Linked DNA regions of Homo sapiens: region 1 is linked to region 2. A link is an interaction called in ENCODE POLR2A ChIA-PET data of the cell type or tissue named here. Cell type or tissue: B cell. All regions are shown on one strand. Links, peaks and the distances in the headings refer to the core of each region. The heading gives the core; the rest is flanking DNA. Region 1 overlaps CRLF3 (cytokine receptor like factor 3). Region 2 has its middle 93 kb from the start of CRLF3.

The links. ChIA-PET counts read pairs that join two places held together with the same protein. Peaks named below come from ENCODE experiments on the same cell type or tissue, not always from the same donor. Only the 100,000 strongest peaks of a DNase experiment are listed, where the experiment ranks them.
Region 1: POLR2A ChIA-PET joins it to region 2 with 5 read pairs; 5 of 35 experiments call an interaction of 5 or more read pairs at or near these places.

What each region holds. Positions count from the first base shown.
Region 1 is chr17:30,796,691-30,802,064 of GRCh38, reverse strand. It overlaps CRLF3 (cytokine receptor like factor 3), which reads left to right. Exons shown (of 8, transcript NM_015986.4): 3 at 4,667-4,754. Among named protein-coding and RNA genes, the nearest start is that of CRLF3, 25 kb to the left of the region's middle. In B cell, for the core only: no CTCF peak of the experiment used is centred there; no DNase peak of the experiment used is centred there.
Region 2 is chr17:30,728,961-30,734,334 of GRCh38, reverse strand. It overlaps the pseudogene SUZ12P1. Among named protein-coding and RNA genes, the nearest start is that of CRLF3, 93 kb to the left of the region's middle. RefSeq lists a silencer at 2,349-2,418 and an enhancer at 2,116-2,736. In B cell, for the core only: no CTCF peak of the experiment used is centred there; DNase peaks (open chromatin) are centred at 2,654 and 2,878; H3K4me3 peaks cover 1,924 bases; H3K27ac peaks cover 1,165 bases.

The DNA.
Region 1 (5,374 bases), core at 269-5,268, 68 kb before region 2:
TAAGAGATCAAGACCTTATTGGAGCATAGAGGAGGAAGTTCTTAACTTTGTCTGGAATAGTGTGGGATAGCTTTCTGTAGGAAGAGTTCCACAGAGGCTTGAAGCAATTCATCCAGCAGACATAGGAAAAAGAGGAGGTAACAGCATGATTCCAAGCAGAAGTAACATTATCATAAGTGGAGTGAATGGCATATTCAAGGATTAGTTGAAGCATTTTAAGCAGCAGAGTGACAGGATCAGATGTGCATTTAAAAAAAAAATGACCCTGCCTATTTGGAGACTATGTTAGAGATTGTAAGACTAGAGGGAAAAGAGACTGATTAAAAAGTTATTAGAGGCCGAGGCCAGGCTAACACCTATAACCCCAGCACTTTGGGATGTCAAGATGGGAGGATCACTTGAGGTCAGGAGTTTGAGACTAACCTGGCCAACATGGTAAAACCCCATCTCTACTAAAAATACAAAATTTAGCCAGACGTGGTGGTGGGCACCTGTAATTCCAGTTACTCGGGAGGCTGAGGCAGGAGAATCACTTGAACCTGGGAGACAAAGGTTGCAGTCAGCCAAGATCACAACACTACACTCCAGCCTGGGCAACAGAGTGAGACTCCGTCTCAAAATAAAAAAAAATTATTAGAAACTGGGCACGGTGGTTCATGCTTGTAATCCCAGCACTTTGGGAGGCTGAGGCGGGTGGATCACTTGAGCCCAGGAGTTCAAGACCAGCCTGGGCAAGATAATGAGACCCCATCTCAAAAAAAAAGTTATTAGAAAGTAATCCAGGTAGGAATGGTAAAGGCGGTGGCTGGTAAAGATGAGGCAGGGCTGATTTTAAGAGATTTTGAGCCAGGCACAATGGCTCACACCTGTAATCCCAGCACTTTGGGAGCCTAGACAGGAGAGGAGGATCATTTGAGGTAAGGAGTTCGAGACCAGTCTGGGCAATGTAGTGAGATTGTCTCTAATTTTTTTAAAAAAAAATAGCTAGGCGTGCTGAGCACAGTGGCTCACACCTGTAATCCCAGCACTTTGGGAGGCCGAGGCAGGCATATCACAAGGTCAAGAGATCAAGACCATCCTGGCTAACACAGTGAAACCCCATCTCTACTTAAAATACAAAAAGTTAGCCAGGCATGGTGGCAGGCGCCTGTAGTCCCAGCTACTCGGGAGGCTGAGGCACGATAATGGCGTGAACCCAGGAGGCGGAGCTTGCAGTGAGCCTAGATCGTGCTATGGCACTCCAGCCTGGGCGACAGAGCGAGACTCCGTCTCAAAAAAAAAAAAAAAAAAATTAGCCAGGCATGGTGGCACACACAAGTTGTCCCAACTACTCAGGAGGCTGAGGTGGGAGAGCTTGAGCTATGATTGCAGCACTGCACTCCAGCCTGGGCAACAGAGCAAGACCCTGTCTCTTAAAAATAAAAACAAAAAAACAAGACAGAGTTTTTTTTTTTTTTAAGAAGTAGAATTATTGATGATTTTACTGAGCAGTGACTGTTATCTGTAGATGATTACCTACATATGTGATGGAGGGGAAAGGAAAGGATTTGTGATAACAAAAATCAGCCTACTTTTGGATTCTGAATAAATAGTGGTGCTGTTTTTGACAAAGGAATTGAAGGAGAAGGCGGGTGCTTAGTACGTAGTTAGGCATTTGGCTTGGGCATGGTGAGTTTGAGGTGCTTAAGATGGAAATACGGGTATGATTCTTAGGAGAGAGATCATACCAGGAGATGTCAGTATGGCAGTTAATGGCATATATATCAAATCTGAATCTATTGGAATAAGTACAATCATCAAGGGACACCGTGTAATGTGAGAAGAGCAGATGAAAGAGATTAGAACGCTAAGGGTCACCAACATTTAAAAGTCATTTGAGGAAAAAGGAGCTAGGGAAGGAGACTGAATTCCATCTCTTCTGCAGAATGAGTGCTGGGAGTGGTGTGGGAAAAAGGCGTGGATGATTCACATGGCTGTCACTCCACCTGGAAGTTAATCTTCTTTTGGTCCCACTTAGAATATAGTATGGGTGTTATCTTGACATTGCTGGTTACATTTTTGTCTTGTCTTCAATGAGAAGTGTTTATTTGCCACTGACCATAACAGTACTTTTGAGAAAATTCTAGCAGTACCATGAAATGTCTTTCCTTGGTGGCTTTGCATTTGGAAACAAACCCAGAAGCAGTGCACCACGGGCCAGGAGTGTACACTCATCACCCTGAGGACTGATCATTTGTTTTTATTTTAGAAGATAAATCCTGGCCGGGCGCGGTGGCTCGTGCCTGTAATCACAACACTTTGGGAGGCCGAGGGGGGCGGATCATCTGAGGTCAGGAGTTCAAGACCAGCCTGGCCAACATGGTGAAACCCCGTCTCTACTAAAAATACAAAAATTAGCTGGGCATGGTGGTGGGCACCTGTAATCCTAGCTACTCGGGAGGCTGAGGCAAGAGGTTGCAGTGAGCTGAGATTGCACCATTGCACTCCAGTCTGGGCGACAAGAGCAAGACTCCATCTCAAAAAAAAAAAAAGATAAATCCTGGCTGGGCATAGTGGCACATTCCTGTAGTCCTAGCTACTTGGGAGGCTGAGGCGGGAGGATCCCCTGAGCCCCAGAGTTTGAGGTTGCAGTGAGCTGTGATTATACATCACACTCCAGCCTGGGTGACAGAGTGAGACTCTGTCTCAAAAAGAAAAAATCCCTTTGAGGCAGTGTGAGTGTTACAGCATTTGATACTTGAATATTTTTGTATGTCCAAAATTTAATTTAATTAATTAACTTATTTATTTTTGAGATGGCGTGTTGCACTGTTGCCTGGGCTGGAGTGCAGTGGCACGATCTCAGCTTGCTGCAGCCTACGCCTCGCAGGTTCAAGCGATTTTCCTGCCTCAGCCTCCCGAGTAGCTGGGATTATAGGCGCCCGCCACCACGCCCAGCAAATTTTTTGTATTTTTAATAGAGACAGAGTTTCACCATGTTGGCCAGGCTGGTCTAGCACTCCTGACCTCGTGATTTGCCCACCTCGGCCTCCCAAAGTGCTGGGATTACAGGCGTGAGCCACTGTGCCTGGCCTATGTTTTTTAATTAAAAAAAATTATTATACATCTCAGCAGCAGAAGGAAACTTTAGGAATATTTTTAATGTCAAACTCTTTCCTATTCTCCTGAGGGATAGAAACTTACTTATGGAATTTTGAGGATTTTATTTATTTATTTACTTATTTTTGAGACAGAGTCTCACACTGTTGCCCAGGCTGGAGTGCAGTGGCACGATCTTGGCTCACTGCAACCTCCACCTCTCGGGTTCAAGCGATTCTAGTGCCTCAGCCTCCCTAGTAGCTAGAACTACAGGAGCGTGCCACTATGCCCAGCTACTTTTTGTATTTTTAGTAGAGACGGGGTTTCATCATGTTGGCCAAGCTAGTCTTGAACTCCCAACCCCAGGTGACCCACCAGCCTCAGCCTGCCAAAGTGCTGAGATTATAGGCATGAGCCACAGTACCCGGCCATGTCTCTGTTTTTCTTTTGGTGAAGGAGAAGGTCATATGGTCTCAAAAAACTTGAGTAACTACAGGGCACATTTAGATGGAAAAGAGTTCTGGCAGTGTTCTTCAGGGCTGTGGAAGGACATAGAAGTTGGTCATTTTCATATCATATGCCTCTATGTAACTTTTTTTTTTGGCGGGGGGGACGGAGTCTCGCTCTTTTGCCCAGGCTGGAGTGCAGTGGCGTGATCTCGGCTCACTGCAACCTCCATGTCCCGGATTCAAGTGATTCTCCTGCCTCAGCCTCCCTAGTAGCTGGGAATACAGGCACCTGCCACCACACCCAACTAATTTTTGTATTTTTAGTAGAGACAGGGTTTCACCATGTTGGCCAGGATGGTCTTGATCTCCTGACCTCGTGATCCACCTGCCTCCGCCTCCCAAAGTGCTGGGATTACAGGCGTGAGCTACCGCACCCAGCCTGACATTTTCTTTTTATTGTTCTGTTGAATAATTTGTAATCTGATATATGATACTCTTTTAGGAAAACATAGATGCATCATTTGGCTTTTCAAGCCTTATGCCCAGCCTGGGCAACATAGTGAGACCTCATCTCTACCAAAAAAAAAAAAAAAAAAATAGCTGGGCATGGTGGCGTGCACGTGTGGTCACAGCTACTTGGGAGGCTGAGATGGGAGGATTGCTTGAACCTGGAAGTTCAAGGCTGCAGTGAGTTATGATCCTACCACTGTGCTCCAGCATGAGTGACAGAACAAGACCCAGTCTCAAAAAAAAAAAAAAAAACACCCTATCCCCTGTTGCACCTCTCAGGGCAATATTTTGTACTGGCTCCTATTGAAGTTCATAATGATTCTGTAGGAGAGATGGAAAGAAGTCCCTGGGCTTTCTGCTTTGCCTAAAATTGGTTGATTTCCTTGTATAGAGTAGATAGATTTTTCATCTCTGGCAAAATGTTGCCACTGTATATCCCTTTTCCTCTTGGATTTGATCTTAGAGTCACGTCTAAAATAGTTTCTACTTTAACTTTTTGGGAATTTGACTGTGGCATCACTTAAGAACTTATTTGCAAGAACGCTAGAGACCCACCCAGACATGAGTTGTGTTGATTACTTTATATGTGACCATTTTCATTGTTCTAGTTCTCTTATTCTTGATTGTAGGTGAAATCGCCATGCTTGGTGGTGTGGGAGAAGAGAATGAGAAACTGTGGAGCTTTACCAAAAAGGCCTCGCACATTCAGTTGGACAGGTAAAAGAGTTTGTGCCTTTTTGACTTACTTTTAAGCATTTAAACTATGTCTGCTTTTTTCCTCCCTCTGTTCAAGATTCTCATTAAGGGAGATAGAGAATATATATTTCAAGGTTTTCAGACCATGCGTGGTGGTTTACACCTGTAATCCCAGCACGTTGGGAGGCCAAGGCGGGTGGATTGCTTGAGGCCAGGAGTTTGAGACCAGCCTGGCCAACATGTTGAAACCCTGTCTCTACTAAAAATATAAAAATTAGACGGGCATGGACCTGTAATCCAGCTACTTGGGGAGGCTGAGACAGGAGAATTGCTTGAACCCAGGAGGCAGATGTTGCAGTGAGCCAAGTTTGTACCACTACACTCCAGCCTGGGCAACAGCAAGACTCCATCTCAAAATAAGTATAAAATAAAATAAAAAATTATCCGGGCATGGTGGCGTGCGCCTGTAAGTCCCAGCTACTCGAGAGGCTGAGGCAAGAGAGTCGCTTGAATCGGGGAGGTGGAGGTTGCAGTGAGCTGAGATCGCACCACAGCACTCCAGCCTAGGGGACAGAGTGAGACTCTGTCTGAAAAAAAAAAAAAAAAGCGTTTCACTGCCCATTACCACTGTTACTAATGAA
Region 2 (5,374 bases), core at 326-5,325:
CCAACATGGAGATACCCTGCCTCCACTAAAAATACAAAAATAGCCAGGCATAGTGGCGCATGCCTGTAATCCCAGCTACCTGGGAGGCTGAGGCAGGAGAATCACTTGAACCTGGGAGGCGGAGGTTGCCGTGAGCCGAGATCGCGTCATTGCACTGCAGCCTGGGCAACAAAGAGCAAAACTCCGTCTCAAAAAAAAAAAAAAAATTGTAGTCAGCCAAAACAGAATCCTAATACATCCTAATACAGATATGATGACATCCTAATACAGATCCAGACATTCCTAATACAGGTATGATGAAAGTCAGTCAAGATTTTTTTTTTCTTTTTTTGAAAAGGGGTCTTGATATGTTGCCCAGGCTGGTCTCAAACTCGTGGGCTCAACAGATCCTCCTGCCTCAGCCTCCAGAGTAGCTAGGATTACAGGTGGGATCCACTGCACTCAAAAGTCAGTCAATGTTGAAATAAATCTCGGACACAAACTGCAGAAAAAATTCTCAATAAATATTCCTAATTATAATTTAAAGTTTTATCTATTTTGTTCAATATAAATATTACCTCAATACATTTTTTACACAATTGACAGATTCACAAAACCGTCTAACGCTTAAAATGAGTTGAATTAAATTTCAAATTAGTTAAAATGTAATTTGTTATACAGGACTTAAGTGGATGAAAAATACATATACTATTATATTAGTTACATTAATGACCTATTAGTATCACGTTGTCATTATACAGCAGTATCAGAATAAACCAAATAGAAATAACTGTGAATAATTACATTCAAGTATTTAAACTTTCCAGTAAACAACTTCAAGTTGTTTTATGACCAGATCTAGCTCTTAATGACACTTGACTTCCCTGAGGTCGACTCATCAGAACGCAAATAGTTAAAACTTTCTTGGAGAATGTGTCTTCTCTTAACATTCAGAAAGAACTTTTAAAATTTCCACCTAAATCTTCAATTGGTTAGTTTTATCTTAAATTAACTAAAGGGAGATGAGATACTTTAGAAGGGGTACAAACAAGTATCATTATTGTCACCACTGCCCTTCAGTTCTCCATCCTATTTCCAATTAAAGCCTCTCTAGATATTTCAAAGTATATTAAGAAATATGTGAATAATGTGAATCTCTCTGAAGCAAGGTCAATATTCGTTTCGATAAAAACTGAAACTCCTTCTATTAAGTTCCAATTAGAATTTCATGAAGCACTAATGAGAGAGAATGAAGGAAGGGTATTAAACAACATAATACGGTCTTTCTAAGCACAGCTGATACCATGCCCTTAATATATGCCACAGTGAAACTGTAAATAAGGACACTGGGCGGTAGAGCCAAGTTTATTCAAGTTTCTGTAAGATTACTTAGCTATTAAAGATCACCCAAATTATAACACACAAAAGCAAAAAAGGAAACCAATCAGGATATAACATTCCTTAAAGAACAATCAGGATTATTCATAGTCACGATGTTTTTAATAAATTCTATTGTTTATTTCCAGACACCTTGCTCTCCTTTCCAAATAAGTCAGTTTCACCTACCAGACAGACCTTAGAAACAGAAATTGACCCAAGAAAATGTCCTGTAAGCCGAGTAGAAAAAGCAGAATTCTGGGGTCGTCTCCAGAGAAGATGCTTGACCACTCTCTGGCTCAGTTTACATATCCACAAAATGGGTGGATAGATTTGAAGGGTTTTAAGCATCCAAAGGTGCCATAGGAACCTGCAGCACCAAGTTAGCGCGAAGGCATTTCAGACTAAGGACACTTTCTTCGGTTCCACTGCACTCATCCCTTCACAGGCTTCATTTTGCCCCTCAAAAGCTACAACCGAAACCCCTGTATTTCTAGAGTCCGAAAGGCATGAAAGAAAACAAGAACCAGTCTCGGGATGTGACTGCGGCTCAGTTCAACTGCTACCTCCTCATCTAAAAGCCGCCTGCTCTGAACGTGGGGCCCCAGTCCCGAGCCTCTTGCGTCAATCTTGGGGGAGTCAAGAACCCGCCCGGACCCTCTTTTCCAGCTCTCCCAAGGCCCTGGACTCCGGATCCCCTGGAGACGTAATCTCCGAAAGGGGGACATCCCCTCAATTCCTCCCTCCACTACCACACAAGTGGACTCCCGAGGAGGAAGGGGGCCCAGCAGAGTGTCCCATCCCCGGTGTTGGCAGAGTGGGTCTTCCTGCCCTCAAAGCCTCGCACGCACTCACTCTCAAAGGCCTGGAGGAAAAGCTCGTGGTCAGCCTGGACGTGCTCCATTTTCGACTTCTTCACCGGTAACGCCGCGGAGGAGGAGGAGGCCGAGTAACTGCCACCGCCTCCACAGCCCCCGCCGCCGGATTTGCCGCTCGAAGCCGTCGCCGCCGAACCCCCGAAGCCGCCTCCCCCGGACCCCGCGCTGGGCCCCGAGCCGCCCCCTCCCCCACCGCCGTGCTTCTGAGGCGCCATCGCGGTTCCTGCCTCCTTCCCCGGCCAGCTACTCGCCGGGCGGCCCCGGAGAGTAAGCGCCTGCAATACCAACCGCTCGCCCCAGCAGGCTCCGGCTGACCGAGGGGAGAAGGAGGAGAGAGGGGAGGAAAGGGGAAGGGAAGGCAGGAGGAGAGGAGGGAAGGAGGGAGGAAGAAAAAGTGTCTCCTCAGAGCCCCGCTCCGCTTCGGAGGCCGCTCACCCTACCCAGGCCTCGCTCCGCCCACTTCCCCCGCCCGGCGCTCTGATTGGCCGGCGGGAGCGCGCACCGCCGGGCCGCCCAGCCCGTTGGCCCGCGGATTCCCCCGTCAGTCACGCGGAGGCGCTTCTCGCGGAGGCGCGGCTTGGTTGGCCGGTGCGCGCTGCCGATCGCGGGCCCGGCCGCCTCTTTGAACTGAATTCGCGGGAAAATTAGGGGTCGGAGCGGCCTTCCTGCTGGCCCCGGTGCATTGTGGGGAGAGAAGGACCCAGCGAGCGGTTTAGAGAGTCTAGATCCTTAGTTTTTTGCCCCCAAACACCGTAAGAGCGGTCAGAGAGGTAAACTGGTTGAGAAGTACTTACATACACTCTTCTCTTCTTGAGGATCTATACCTTTTCAGCTCAGAAAGCTGAGAAGGAATCCGGTGTTTTGCGAGCCTTGCTTTTTTTTTTTTTTTTTTTTTTTTTTGAGACGGAGCCTCCCTCTGTCGCCCAGGCTGGAGTGCCAGTGGCGCGATTTCGTCTCCCTACAACCTGCGCCTCCCGGGTTCAAGCGATTCTCCTGCCTCAGCCTCCAGAGTAGCTGGGATTACAGGCGCTCGCCACCACGCCTGGCTAATTTTTTTGTGTTTTTATTAGAGACAGGGTTTCACCATGTTGGCCAGGCTGGTCTCGATCTCCTGACCTCGTGATCCGCCTGCCTCGGCTTCCCAAAGTGCTGGGATTACAGGCGTGAGCCACTGTGCTGGCCAGAAACACACATTCTCTGAGGCGGGCCCTCCAGCATGGGAACCCCTGCTCTGTCACATCCAGCTGTCATCCCAGCCTGTCCCATCTCAGGCTGTCCTGGGCTCTCAGTACCATCATTGAGCCAGCACTTTCAAATCTCTTATGTCCAGCCTGGAATTTCTCATCAGAGCCCCCATTACCATTTCCCTGCTGAAAACCAAAACCCTTGTAATTGGCCCAGTTAGCTCCCTGACCCCATGTCTGCTCCAGCCACTCCTGCTATTCCTGGACCACAGCAGGCCTTGCCCCAGGGCCTTTGCACCTGTCGCTTCCTCCACCTGTAGCTTCTGCCAACCCACTGTCCACATGGCCGGCTCCTTCAGGCCATTGCTCAGATGGAACTATTCACCTGGTGTATAGAATGTCCTCTTCATGGGGCAGGGATCATTGAACTGTTTTGCTCATGGTGGCCGCATCCCCAAATTTTACTTTTTTTTTTTAGAGATAGGGTCTTGCTCTGTCACTCAGGCTGGAGTGCAGTGGTGAAATCATGGCTCACTGCAGCCTCCACCTCCCAGGCTCAAGCGATCCTCCCGCCTCGGCCTCCCTAGTAGCTGAGACCACAGGTATGCGCCATCACGTCCAGCTAATTTATTTTATTTTGCAAAGATGAGGTCTTGCTATGTTGCCCAGGCTGAACATGAACTTCTGGCCTCAAGAGATCCTCCTGCCTCAACATCCCAAAGTGCTGGGATTACTGCTTGAGGCCATCACCATTGTTGTCTTCATATCCTCAACTTTTAGAATAGGCCTGGCACGCGGCACTGAATTATTTGTTGAATGAATCTCAGATCCCAAAGCTGAGACTCTGCCTTGATTCCTCACCTTCCCTGTCATCCCCCTCACAGAAGCCATCAGCAAGTCCTGTGGGCTCTGCCTCTCAAGTATCTCGCGACCTGCCCACTTCTGGCTCTAAGCACAGCACCCAGGCCCATGCCGCCATCCTATGTCACCTGTATGTTGTCCTGGCCTCCTTGCCCGCCTCCCAATCCGCCCTTCACTCAGAGCTAAGGGACCACATAATGATGTTGATCCGAACATTAACTGACCCCCTGGTCTCTGCTGGGGTCTCATTTCCTCACTAGAGCCCAGAGGCTGTGGGTGAACTGGTGCCACCAAGCTCTCCAAGCCCCATTCTGTCCTCCCTCCTGTTCCTGAAACATTCAACATTCCAGTTCCAGCCCCCAAGCAGGATCCCTGCATGTTGGCTGCGGCTGCTCATTGTTCAGGGCTCAGCCGCAAGGTCACCGCAGCAGAGTGACCTACCCTGGCCCCCTGCAAACAAAACAGTCCTCGCCTGCTGCCCTCACCCGCCATCTTTTCCCTGTTTTTAATTCACAGCTCTCAAGTGAGCACCTGAAATTACCTTTTTATCAACACGAGCTTCTTGAGAGAGGCCCTTAGAAATCAGCACACGGCTGGGCACAGTGGCTCATGCCTGTAATCCCAGCACTTTGGGAAGCCGAGGCGGGTGGATCACCAGAGGTCAGGAGTTCGAGACCACCCTGGCCAACATGGTGAAACCCCGTCTCTACTAAAAATACCAAAAAATTAGCCGGGCGTGGTGGCAGATACCTGTAATCCCAGCTACTCGGGAGGCTGAGGCACAAGAATTGGTTGAACCCGAGAGGTAGAGGTTGCAGTGAGGCTAGATTGTGCCATTGCACTCCAGTCCGGGCAACAGAGCCAGACTGTCTCAAAAATAAATAAATAAAATAAAACAAATAGGCACAGGCCCTCAATAAATAAAGATCCCCACAGGGCAGGACACCTGGTCCAGACCTCAGTCTCCTCACATGGGAAATGGGAGGATAATATCTGCAAGACAGCCCTGAACACCCCCTCTCCAGCCCTGTAGCTCTCTGCCCGCTTCCCCTCTCATGCCCACTCCTGATACCAGCTCCCTCTCCACTGCCCCAG